Linked DNA regions of Homo sapiens: region 2 is linked to region 1. Evidence: chromatin contacts called from ENCODE Hi-C or POLR2A ChIA-PET data. All regions are on one chromosome and are shown on one strand. Each heading gives the region's core, a stretch centred on a gene start or an enhancer-like site at or near the end of the contact. The rest is flanking DNA. Distances are from core to core; before and after follow the strand shown. Region 1 holds the start of LMNB1 (lamin B1). Region 2 overlaps CDC42SE2 (CDC42 small effector 2).

The links. A loop is a pair of places that touch in the nucleus more often than their neighbours do. ChIA-PET counts read pairs that join two places held with the same protein, here RNA polymerase II (POLR2A). Pooled maps may share reads with other maps.
Region 2: a loop to region 1 is called in a map with no recorded cell type, with 7 times the contacts of the local background. The contact joins the enhancer-like site here to the promoter of LMNB1 in region 1. A Hi-C loop is called at or near these places in 1 of 37 single-sample maps with no recorded cell type and 1 of 50 pooled maps. POLR2A ChIA-PET finds 5 or more read pairs at or near these places in 1 of 52 experiments (MCF 10A).

Annotation. Positions count from the first base shown.
Region 1 is chr5:126,773,490-126,780,126 of GRCh38, forward strand. LMNB1 (lamin B1) reads left to right here and starts at 3,647. Exons shown (of 11, transcript NM_005573.4): 1 at 3,647-4,378. The coding sequence starts at 4,020. LMNB1-DT (LMNB1 divergent transcript) reads right to left here and starts at 2,997. Exons shown (of 4, transcript NR_134485.1): 1 at 2,806-2,997. RefSeq lists silencers at 2,424-2,473, 3,124-3,773, 3,974-4,053, 4,364-4,413, 4,624-4,733 and enhancers at 3,408-4,208, 5,224-5,313, 6,617-6,637.
Region 2 is chr5:131,276,517-131,283,080 of GRCh38, forward strand. All of the region lies in intron 1 of CDC42SE2 (CDC42 small effector 2), which reads left to right. Among named protein-coding and RNA genes, the nearest start is that of CDC42SE2, 16 kb to the left of the region's middle. Within about 2 kb of position 5,180, at least 6 of the 41 ENCODE cell types and tissues checked have a DNase peak (open chromatin) inside an H3K27ac peak, as active enhancers do.

The DNA.
Region 1 (6,637 bases), core at 2,397-4,896:
CTCAGCCTCCCAAAGTGCTGAGATTACAGGCGTGAGCCACTGTGCCCGGCTCCATTTCCATTTTCCTTGAAGGAAATCACGGAATAATTTTCTTAAAGTTATACAGCTATCAGTAGCACATCCTCAATTGTCTGACTCCAAGAAAGTTGTTTTATATAATAGGATATGTATAATGTGAGCCTCTTCAAATAATCTGAAAATTGAGGAACTCTATCAATAGAAAGCTTCAGGCCGGGCGTGGTGGCTCACGCCTACGATCCCAGCATTTTGGGAGGCTGAGGCTGGTGGATCACGAGGTCAGGAGTTGGAGACCAGCCCGACCAACATGATGAAACCTCGTCTCTACTAAAAATACAAAATTAGCCCGGTGTGGTGGCGCAGGCCTGTAATCCCAGCTACTCGGGAGGCTGAGGTAGGAGAATCGCTTGAACCCTCCAGGAGGTAGGAGATGGAGGTTGTGGTGAGCTGACATCGCGCCACTGCACTCCAGCTTGGGCAAGAAGAACGAAACTCTGTCTCAAAAAAAAAACAAAAACAAAAACAAAAAACAAAGCTTCATGGGGTTGAGAGCAATAGAGATCATTGCTGGAATCACATATAATCTTAAAACTTAAAAAATGGACAGGAAATAATTTTAAAAGAAAACTGACAATTTTTTTTTTTTTTTTTTGAGACGGAGTCTCGCTCTGTCGCCAGGCTGGAGTGCAGTGGCGCGATCTCGGCTCACGACAACCTCCGCTTCCCGGGTTCAAGCCATTCGCCTGCCTCAGCCTCTCGAGTAGCTGGGACTACAGGCACGTGCCACCACGCCCAGCTATTTTTTTTTTTTTTTTTTTTTGTAGTTTTAGTAGAGACGGGGTTTCACTATGTTGGCCAGGATGGTCTCCATCTCTTGACCTCGTGATCCGCCCGCCTCGGCCTCCCAACCAAGTATTTTTAAAAGACAGGTAAAGGGGAGCAAGGAATGAAAACCATAAAACCATATGGATTGACTATATCACCTGTCGTAGTGGAAAGGGTCTCACAACCAAGTGAGAACAAGCAGATTTACATTCCAATCCTGGTTCCACAGCCTGGGACCCAGCACTCACCTTCTTTTGGTCTAATTTCCTCATCGGTAATTTATTTTATTTAACTTTAAAAAATTTTTTTTATTTTTTTGCAGATAGGGTCTTGCTTTGACGCCTAGGCAGTGTCGCAATCTCAGCTCACTGCAACCTCTGCCTCTGAGGTTCAAGCGATTCTCCTGCCTCCTGCCTCAGCCTCCGGAGTAGCTGGGACTACAGGCGCGCGCCACCACACCCCGCTAATTTTTGTATTTTCAGTAGAGGCGGGGTTTCACTATGTTGACAGGCTGGTCTGGAACTCCCGACCTCAAGTGATCTGCCCACCTCGGCCTCCCAAAGTGCTGGGATTACAGGCTGAGCCACCACACCCGGCCGGTTTTCTCATCAGTAATTTAGATTTTAAAGTTCCCTTTAAGATTACTTGAATACTTAAAGTCTAAGCTTTTCGATTCTTTATTTCTCAATGAGGTTAAGAAAGGAAGTATTTCATGGCCAGGCGCGGTGGCTCACGCCTGTAATTCTAGCACTTTGGGAGGCCGAGGCGGGCGGATTGCCTGAGATCAGGAGTTCGAGGCCAGCCTGGGCAACACGGTGAAGCCCAGTCTCTACTAAAATACAAAAAATTAGCCGGGTATGGTGGCGTTGGTCCCAGCTACTCAGGAGGCTGAGGCAGGAGAATCGCTTGAACCCGGGAGGTGGAAGTTGCAGTGAGCTGAGATTGTGCCATTGCACTCCAGCCTGGGCGACAGAGCAAGACTCCGTCTCCCTGCCATCCTCCCCCCCACCCCCCCACCCCCCAAAAAGCAAGGAAGTATTTTAGGAAACCGGACAGGAAATAGAACCATTAATAAGGAGAATGTCATCATTCACAGAGTGCCAAAAATTCATCTGGGATGAATATGCAGCTCCCAGTGCTCTTCACTAATTCTTATGTACATGACTTGATTAACAGTTAAAGAATATCCTGGTCTCCATTTCTGCCATTTTAAAAGTAAGTAACCATTAATTACAGAAGCGTTCCTAATAGGTGGTAAGGTGGTCATCTAGGGTATAGCTAAGGGCCAGACTCGAGTCAATTAGAATCCTGGGACCTGTCAAACGCAGTCCTGCGGAGCAGCCTTCAGACAGTGAATCTATAAAATGGATGGTTTCTTTCTTTCTTTTTTGAGACGGGGTCTCCCTGTCACCCAGGCTGGAGTGTAATGGTGCCATCTCGGCTCACTGCAACTTCCCCTTTCCGGGTTCAAGGGATTCTCCCACCTCAGCCTTCCAAGTAGCTGAGATTACAGGCACCCGCCATCATGCCCGGCTAATTTTTGTATTTTTGTAGAGACGGGGTTTCACCATGTTGGTCAGGCTGGTCTTGAACTCCTGAGCTCAGGTGATCCTCCCCCACTCGGCCTCCCAAAGTGTTGGGATTATAGGCGTGAGCCACCGCGCCCGCCCGGATGAATTTTCAAATAGAAACAATCCAGTTTCCCACATCACACGGAGATTGTGTGGATGGGTAATCCATGAAAAGCCTGGTGCTGGCACTCAGTCCCAATAAATGTTAGCTAAAAATTAGGAACTTTTCAAAGGGATGAATGTGCTTTCTAATAGAAGTAGCTGCCAGTGACATCTTGGGAGCCTCTTTTTAAAAGCAAAAAATTATTTCATCTTAAATTTTCACAAGTTCAGATTTTTATGTACCTGATTTTAACGGAGTATGAAACAGCTTGCTCTCGTAGTTACTCACCGTCATATGTTAATCGTATCATTTCTGAGCTGTTTTTTGATTTTACAAACCCTTAAATTAAGAAACGGATTAGGAACCGCCCATTAACACTGTTGGCAAATGATTTAAAATCAGGGTTGCTGGTTTTTCTGTGATAATCTATCGGCTTCAAGACGCACAGATCTCACTTTCATGGAAAGAAGTTGCCTGATACAGTTTTCCACCGGAGAGAAAAATAAAGGCTGGTACTTGGAACCTGCAAGCCGTGCATTTGGAACCTCGGACTCAAGTGCCTATTACGTAATTCCACAGCGTCCCGGCCTCCAGGCCGTTTCCCGAGCCCTCCAGCGGAGCGGGGGATAAGGTTACCACGCCCGCGGTGGCCGGGGACACTCTGAGTTTCGCGTGTGGCTTTTAGGGACGTTTATATTTGAATTTCCCTGAACCGCCGAGTGTGGGCGGTGGCGCAGATCCGTCCCGGAAACCTCCGGGCTCCTTCCCGCCTTTCTCAGGCCCGGCCCCTCCAAGGGGTCCCCGCGGGGCGGCGGGAGGGCCCTGGGCCCAGAGCCGCGCGGGTGGGCAGTCCCAGGCGTCCTTCCTTACAGCCCTGAGCCTGGTCCGGGAACCGCCCAGCCGGGAGGGCCGAGCTGACGGTTGCCCAAGGGCCAGATTTTAAATTTACAGGCCCGGCCCCCGAACCGCCGAAGCGCGCTGCCTGCTCCCCATTGGCCCATGGTAGTCACGTGGAGGCGCCGGGGCGTGCCGGCCATGTTGGGGAGTGCGGCGCCGCGGCCCGCGCCACCTCCGCCCCCCGCGGCTTGCCTCCAGCCCGCCCCTCCCGGCCCTCCTCCCCCCGCCCGCCGCTCCGTGCAGCCTGAGAGGAAACAAAGTGCTGCGAGCAGGAGACGGCGGCGGCGCGAACCCTGCTGGGCCTCCAGTCACCCTCGTCTTGCATTTTCCCGCGTGCGTGTGTGAGTGGGTGTGTGTGTTTTCTTACAAAGGGTATTTCGCGATCGATCGATTGATTCGTAGTTCCCCCCCGCGCGCCTTTGCCCTTTGTGCTGTAATCGAGCTCCCGCCATCCCAGGTGCTTCTCCGTTCCTCTAAACGCCAGCGTCTGGACGTGAGCGCAGGTCGCCGGTTTGTGCCTTCGGTCCCCGCTTCGCCCCCTGCCGTCCCCTCCTTATCACGGTCCCGCTCGCGGCCTCGCCGCCCCGCTGTCTCCGCCGCCCGCCATGGCGACTGCGACCCCCGTGCCGCCGCGGATGGGCAGCCGCGCTGGCGGCCCCACCACGCCGCTGAGCCCCACGCGCCTGTCGCGGCTCCAGGAGAAGGAGGAGCTGCGCGAGCTCAATGACCGGCTGGCGGTGTACATCGACAAGGTGCGCAGCCTGGAGACGGAGAACAGCGCGCTGCAGCTGCAGGTGACGGAGCGCGAGGAGGTGCGCGGCCGTGAGCTCACCGGCCTCAAGGCGCTCTACGAGACCGAGCTGGCCGACGCGCGACGCGCGCTCGACGACACGGCCCGCGAGCGCGCCAAGCTGCAGATCGAGCTGGGCAAGTGCAAGGCGGAACACGACCAGCTGCTCCTCAAGTGAGTGCTAGCTGGCGGCCGCGTTAGCGCCAAGGAGGGGCGGGGGCGCAACCGCGGCGACCAGCTCACCGGGTTCTGCCGTGGGGAGGGAGCAGAGGCCAGGATGCACGCGTCCTTCTGAAGGAACAGGGTCTCGGTCTCCGGAAAGGAGAAAGAATCTAGAGTTCATAGCGGAGCAGGGGTCGCGGAGGGGGCTCGAGCTGTAGCGCTGGGGGGCCGTGATGCCCATTTCTAGATTTTGGATACCCGCTGGGACGTGGTAAGTGCGCGCCTGGGACTGCCGAGAAGGAGCTCCCGCTTTCGCACTCGAATCCGGGGAGCCGGCGCGGAGAGGCGGCCCCTCAGGCCCCAGGTGCGGGGAGCTGGAGCGCGAGCGCGCGCTCGCGTGCGCGCCCCAGTTTCCGGCCGGCGCGAGACAAAGCGTCTAGCGGATTTGCAGTGCCGGGATGGGCGGCCGGGGAGGACTGGCAGCCCGCCTCTAGAATGAATGAGCTTCGCGCGGGCAGAGAGAGGAAGGGGAGGGACCTTCCCGCAGCATCCGCGTCTCCTGGGGGTGGGTCCCGCTTTGGCGCGCTCAGTCTTGGCCCTGTGACGTTTTGCGAAGATTCTACGCCTGCTTTAGGCGGGAGAGAGAGGCGGAGCTTGATCCGTGCGCCTCCAGCCAGCCCCGGGCAAGTTAGGTTTGCTAGCTGGTTAGCTTTCTCTGGGGAAATGTGTCCTGTCCCAGCGGGGATGGTGCGGTCCCTCGGGTGGTTCTGCGCAGGGAAGGAAAGCTGGGTTTGTGCATGTCACGGCTACCGTTCTTAGAATTGCGGTTCTCCTACCCCTCAGGCAGCGGCCCTCTGTCCCCAGCTTTTGCCTCCTCGTAGTATAGTCAGGCTTTCGGGTAGAGACTGTGCTTAGTACCCCTTAGTCGACCACTGTGCAGATAGTAGACCAGGGCAGGTGACAGGGTGCTGTGTAAATGCTGAGTGTTTGAGCGAAGGAGAGTTTGTAATTCACCTAAGCGAGTGCGAGTTTTCATTCCAGTGCACAAGGATACATTTGCAGACCTTTGCTGGCCTTATTTTGACTTTCTGATAAGCAAAATGGCCTGTCATCAGTAGGCAACAAGTGTTGATGTCATGCTTTAGAGATTTGCAAAATTTGGGTCTGAAATTCATGGTCGCCATTAGCACTGCCAGCTGAAATTTCTGGAGGTACCTTATTCTCACTTTGACACCCTTTGCCCCTGGATGTCTTTCTGTCTGTATCTGCGTGAATGTCCCTGTCCGAAGTCTCTGAGATTTTGTGTATTTTTACTTATCCCTCCTATCATATGTTTTCGGTTCATAAAAAAGCATGTGCACGTGGTAAGAATAAAATAGTATAGACTGGTTTGTAGCGAAAAACGATAACTGCACTACCTCTTTCCGGAGGCAATCACATTTATCCCTTTTTGTTTTTATTTCTTTGGATATTTAGTTATACAACTCGAAAATAATACTAAGCTTGTATTTCCCTTTCTTGGATTTACTAAGCCTTGGTTTCATCTTTTAAAATGAGCAGTCAGTTAACTCACACTATTATTTCTATGTTCCTCCAAATTTTTTGCCACTGAATTCCTTCAAATCTTAGATATCGTTGCTTGTAAGACTTGCCATTATTATGTGTACCACTAAGAAAATAAAAACATCAGGACCAACTGTGTAGGATCCATCCTGTTGGACCCATCATGATGGGTTTCATAGATATTAAAATGTCAAACAGGGCCGGGCGTGGTGGCTCACGCCTGTAATCCCAGCGCTTTGGGAGGCGAGGTGAGCGGATCACTTGAGGTCAGGAGTTCGAGACCAGCCTGACCAATATGGTGAAACCCCGTCTCTACTAAAAATACAAAAATTGGCCGGACGCGGGGGCTCACGCCTGTAATCCCAGCACTTTGGGAGGCCGAGGCGGGCGGATCACGAGGTCAGGAGATCGAGGCCATCCTGGCTAACAAGGTGAAACCCCGTCTCTACTAAAAATACAAAAAATTATCCAGACGTGGTGGCATGCATCTGTAGTCTCAGCTACTTGGGAGGCTGAGGCAGGAGAATCGCTTGAACCCAGGAGGCGGATATTGCAGTGAGCTGAGATTGCGCCATTGCACCCCAGCCTGGCGACAGAGTGAGACCCCATCTCAAAAAAGAAAAAAAATCCGGGCGTGGTGGCGGGCGTCTGTAATCCCAGCTACTGGGGAGGCTGAGGCAGGAGAATCGCTTGATATCCAGGAGGCAG
Region 2 (6,564 bases), core at 3,930-6,429, 4.5 Mb after region 1:
TAATGTTTGTGTGCAAGTATAAATTATTCTCGATAAACCAGTGTAAACATTTTCCCATTTTTGTATAATATGCAATAATTTATGTCTTTATTGACTTGTATTGTGGGACTTTCATATCGCCACAATGTGTGTGTGGGTGTGTATATATATCTTTACAGTTTTTGTAATATGCAGATACAATTTAGACTCTCATATAAACATGACCATTAGAATTTTTTTTTTTTTTTTTGAGATGGAGACTTGCTCTGTCACCCAGGTGGGAATGTAGTGGTGCAATTTTGGTTCACTGCAATCTCTGCCTCCTGGCTTCAAGCAATTCTCCTGCTTCAGCCTCCCTAGTAGCTGGGATTACAGGCATGCACCATCATGCCCAGCTAATTTTTTTATTTTTTTTTGTATTTTTAGTAGAGGTGGGGTTTCACCATGTTGGCCAGGCTGGTCTTGAACTCCTGACCTCAGATGATCCGCCCACCTCGGCCTCCCAAACTGCTGGGATTACAGGCGTGAGCCACCGCACTTGGCGACCATTATAATTTTTAAAAAGCCTGTTTACATACCAAATAAAATCATCATGTTGGATGACACACTAGAAGTGTTTCTTTACAATTTTGAAATAATCTATTTTATAGACTAGGTAGTTTTCATTAGAATTTGACATTGACCTAGTTGAATTCATATGTTAGCATTTCACACATAACCATCTTGGATTAATGAGATCCTTGTTTCTGAGCTGGTGTGTAGTCCTACCACTCAGTTTATTTCAGCTGTATTCATAGTTTGATGCCCGCCATCCTACTTTAACTTCATAATGTTCTGTTTAGATTATTAAGTAATCAAAGTGGTCATATTGAGAAAACTGAATACAATTAATAGGTGTGACCCCAGTCTCATAAGGGGTCATTAAAATAATGCATGACATTATGCCTTCATTTATTCCATTCAGTACATTTATCAAACTACTATGTGAAGTTGTTTCTCAACCCATTCAGAATAAGATATAAACTGTACTCACCCAGAAAATACAAACTCAACAGTCTGTACATAATTTGGCCCTAACAGCCTATTATCTCACCTTTGCTCACTACACTCTGGCCAAGTTAGTCTGTTCAGTTTCTCAAACATGCCATTCTTGGCCTTGGCTTAGAGCTTTTACACTGGTTGTTTCCTTTGTTTGAAATGGTGTTTTCCCAGATGTTTTTTAGCCTGGCCCTTTACCTTTCCAATCTCAGCTTAAATATCACCTCCTGCTTCCTCACCACTCAGTTAAAAATAGGTCCTCCCCATCACTGTTTTAATTTCTTCATGCCATTTGTGAGTCCTTGAAATTATGTGTTTTTTAAAATTAATTTTTATGACAGTAGGGACTTCCTTTGTCTTATTCCTTGCTGTCTACAATGCCCGAAACAATACTGGCACCAAAAGGTGTTCAGTAAAAAAAAGTGTTGAGAGGATAAAGCCAGGTACCAATTTCATCTATTCCCCCCACTTTTTTTTTGAAATGGAGTCTTGCTCTGTCTCCCAGGCTGGAGTTCAGTGGCATGATCAGGACTCACTGCAGCCTTTGGTCCTATCAATTCTTGTGCCTCAGCCACCCAAGTAGCTGGGATTCCAGGTGTGTGCCACCACGCTAGCCAATTTTTTATTTTTAGTAGAGATGGGGTTTCTCCTTGTTGGCTAGGCTAGTTGAGAATGTGATCCACATTTGGGAGATCCCGCCTGGGCCTCCCAAAGTGCTGGGATTACAGATGTGTGCCACTGCGCCTGGCCTATTCTTCCTTGTGAGTGATTTTAGTGTATTAATAATTTAAAATGTCAAAAGCCTATTTCTCCTAACCTAGAAAAGAAACTGGATTATTCCGATAAAAGCCTGTTTTAGAAAAGGATGAGAAAATTTAGGAACTGTTGTGATGATTCTTAGATCAGAGTAGTTAAGTGGAGCCAGTGTTGTGCTGGAACTGGTTAGCTGATTGTGCCTCTCTCTCCAGCTCCATGTGTGACATCATGTTAGTAGCTTGAAACTGGCCATGGTGGGACATTTACAGCATGGCAGACTGCAGAAGCTACAAATCAGGGGCCCTTTTCTCAAAGAGGTGGTCAAATATTTATCAGCAGACCACTGGCAGTGGGACCATATGAAATTGTTGTTTTTATAGACAAAAAAAATGCTTGAATATTGGCAGTTCCTTTCCTTTCCTCTCCCCTCCCCTCCCCCCTCCCCTCCCCTCCCCCTCCCCTCCCCTCTCCTCTCCCCTCTCCTCTCTTCTCCCCTCCCTTCTTTTTTTTTTTTAAAGACAGAGTCTGTTTGTTGCCCAGGCTAGAGTGCAGTGGCTTGGTCTTGGCTCACTGCAACCTCTGCCTCCTAGGTTCAAGTGATTCTCCTGCCTCAGCCTCCCGAGTAGGTGAGACTACAGGTGTGCACCACCACGCCCGACTAATTTTTGTATTTTTAGTAGAAACAGGGTTTCATCATGTTGGCCAGACTGGTCTTGAACTCCCAACCTCAAGTGATGCGCATGCCTCGATCTCCCAAAGCTCTGGGATTACAGGCGTAAGCCACCACACCTGGTGAATATTGGCAATTTCTTATGGTTTAGTCTAGTAGAATTACTTATTTTGGTTTAAAGAAATTTCTTTATGGTGGTCAGTGGAGTTATATCAGTGCTTTTACCTTCTTTTTCAAAGTTATGTTCTCTTTACATCTGATGATTACTTCTAGATTCATTTATTGCATAAAATGTGCTATTTATATGTTTGTATATTGTTTAACTGTGTATCTAATAGTTCATTCCAAAGCAGGCACAAAAGATCTTCAGATCCTCTGACAGAGTGTTCTTGGTTTTACTGCTTATGCTAAATAAGATTATTGAAAGGCGTTACTTTTCTGGTCAAGAAAGCAGAACTGATTCAGTTTGTTATATAGCATTTTCTCAGCCCTCCCCCCCCCCCTTTCAGAATAATTTACATAAATACTCCTGAGTTCAATTTTTTTTAACTTTTTTTTCTGCTTTTACTTATTACCCTTTAAGTGCTTGCTTACTTTCTCTGATAATTTACTTTCTTCTACTCTGTGATTTCTTTTACAAATCAATGAAATGGTGTTGTCTTGTTTTCTCAAGTTTTTTCCTGTTACCTTTCCTGTGGTCACCTGGACATTCCAGTCCGTTTTCCACACTCTCCCTCTACCTTCTCCCCCAGTTCTTTAAAGAGACACAAAGTTACAGGCAGCATTTTCTGACTGGAGAAAAATTATTGTTTAAAAATTGAACTCTGAGACTGGGCACAGTGGTTGGCTCACGCTTGTAATCCCGGCACTTTGGGAGGCTGAGGTGGGCGATTGCTTGAGTACAGGAGTTCGAGATCAGCCCAGGCAACAGGGTGAAACCCTATCTCTATAAAAAATACAAAAATTAGCTGGGCATGAGTGTGTTTATGACCCCAGCTCCTTGGGGGCTGAGGTGGGAGGTTGCTTGAGCCTAGGATGTCAAGGCTTCAGTGAGCTGAGCTCACACCACTGCACTCCAGCCTGGATGACAGAGCAAGACCCTGTCTCAAAGAAAAATTGAACTTAGTTGGCTCGGGAGTTTATTGGCATTTTTTGAGCAACAGTTGCTTTGTTAATTCTGAATAACTGGATTTGAACTGGTGCTACTGAATTAAAATATGGGGTCTACATTTCTTACCCTTTAACTGAAATTATTCTCTTTTATGCACACACACAAACTGTATTTAATGTAGAACATCAGAAAGTATATACAAGCTAAGGAAAAAGTTTTAATCCTACCACCCTAAAATATAATAACTAGTCAGTGGTCATGTTTTGATGAACATCCTTCCAGATACCTCAATATGAATATATGTTTTTTCACAAAATCTTACATAGACTCTGACATTTCACTTTAACGAATATTATCATAAAAGTATTACTTTTTATTACTTCAGTTTGAAAGGGTCATATTGGAAAGTGAAAATTCTGTTTGACGAGGATAAAGCTGTAGGTAAAGTTGTGATTAAAAACAATGGTGTTTATAGAGAGTAGAATGTGGTAAGTCAACTGGAGAAAAGAATTACTTTCAGCAGTAATTTTTTTCTTAAGAGCCCTCTTACCATTGCACAATAGCCTGATTGTTTTATACTAGCTGATGAAAACCATTCAGGATTCTATGTACAGCAGAATTATTTTAATAATAGCCCTAGGGTAAAATATGAGCCTGTAGATAAGTTTATATTTTTTAGTCTGTCCAAGTCCGACTGATCCTTTAATAGTAAAATAATTTTGGAAGAAAACTGTGTTTTATTGAAGGCCTTCATCTATCTGTAGTATGACAATTTTATTAGATATTGCTACCCTTTTTATGTGTGAGAATGAGGAGTGAAATAGTTCTTGGAAAAATTTTAGCATGTAAGAATTCTTATGTTAATGTTTCCTTTGATTTTTGTTTTATGAATGTGAAAAATCCTTGTGGAAGAATTGCTCATATATATTGGTATATTGCATTCTTTGGAAATCACCAGTTCCAAATTTGTCAAGTGGTTGTTTGGGTCGTTAAATAGCAATTGTAAAAGCAAATCAAAGATCCTTTAAGGATTTTTCCTTGATCACAGTGATATCCATTACCTGGGGTAGAGTAGACCGCTGATGTCTTGCCTTCATTTTTATTGTTCTTAACCTCGTCCTTTCTGTGTTGTATCACTGCTTGCTCACAAGCTCCTCCAGTCTTTTTCTCTTCAGTAGCTTTTTCTCTTACCCCCTTGTGCTACTTCCTGAATGGTGTATATGTTGCTGAAAACATTTCTCATGTGGTAAAGAAGAGTAAAGAGCAATGTAGTTGATGTGGCCTTTTCTACTGAGAAATGATGCATTTGTGGTCTACAGAAGAGACTTGACAGCCCCTAAAGAAGTGTTTTTTATCTACATTACATGTTTGTGAGTGGATATGCAAGTGCCTCTGTTGGAAGGTAAAGTGAATCTTGAAACAAATTCTAGAAAAGTGTTTAGAATTATTCCATACATTTTGCTGTTGAAAAAATAGTATTTAAAGAAAGTTTCATCTCACAGTGAATTTTTAGCCTCCTCTTTTAAGATTTATTTTGTGAACAGTGACCTTGTTTTTGTAAACTCTACTCTGAAGAAGTTTAGAAATTAGTCACACAGTAAGTGGCAGAACAAGTATTCAAAGTCTTGCCTGATTTTCCATAGTCATTTAGCTTGGAAAGCATTGTAAAGTGGCAGAAAGAATATGGACTTTGAAATTTAGACACACCTCGATTTGATCTCTAACTTTGCTGCATATTTGCTGCGTGGCAAGTTCTTACCGTTGGTGATTTTCATTTTCCTTTTCAGTTAAGTGAGAGTAATACATTTGTTAGGATTAAATGAAGTAATGCACATAAAGCATTTGGCTTGTAGAATAAGATGTTAATAAATGTTTAATTTCCTTTCAACAATACCATATCGTTTTAAAATGTCTTGGGAGCCACTTGGACATTTCACTTGAAAGTTAAGTGCCATCAGGAAACTAGAAACATGTATAACCCAGGTAGTGATCTTTCAGGGAAATTTTAATTTCCCTGTCTAAGGAGGAGAGTAGTTTTTCGGACTGTTTTAAAAATATGTGACTTAAAGGAAAGTTTTAAGGTTAAAAGCTGAAATAGAACTGAGTTAGGATGAGTTAATTATTGCTGACCAAAATTGTAAGAAAGTCCATTTCTACATTTCCTGAGAAATCGAAACATTTGTGTTATATACATAGAGAAGTCACTTTTAAAGGCTAAGAACTGACCATTTGAAAAGTTTATGATTAAGATATGGGGAGAAAGTGTTCATTTTTAAAGTAATAAACAATAGCAAGTTTCTCTTATCAGATTTAAGGTTTAAGGAATGGTGCTTGTTCAGACCTGAGTACAGTGATGACACAGGTACTAAATATGTTGTTGGAGGTAGTATAAATCTGGAACCTGTTTCAAAAGCGCTTTGGCATATTTGTGTGTATTTCCACTTCTGAGAGATTATTCTAAGGAAGTAACCTTTTTTTTTCTTCTTTGGGGGGAGAGGAGGTTATTTTCCTTCCTTAATGACACCCTAATTGAGATAATTCACATAAAAAATCACCTTTTTAAAATTATTATTATTGAGATGGAATCTTGCTCTGTCACCTAGGCTGGAGTGCAGTGGCGCGATCTCGGCTCACTGCAAGCTCCGCCTCCCGGGTTCATGCCATTCTCCTGCCTCAGCCTCCCGAGTAGCTGGGACTACAGGTGCCCGCCACCATGCCTGGCTAATGTTTTTGTATTTTTAGTAGAGACGGGGTTTCACCATATTAGCCAGGATGGTCTTGATCTCCTGACCTCGTGATGCGCCTGCCTTGGCCTCCCAAAGTCCTGGGATTACAAGTGTGAGCCACTGCACCTGGCCCTTTTTTTTTTTTTTTAAGATGGAGGTTCACTCTTGTTGCCCAGGCTGGAGTGCAGTGGTGCAGTCTCGGCTCACCGCAGCCTCCACCTCCCGGGTTCAAGCGATTCTCCTGCCTCAGCCTCCCGAGTAGATGGGATTACAGGCATGTGCCA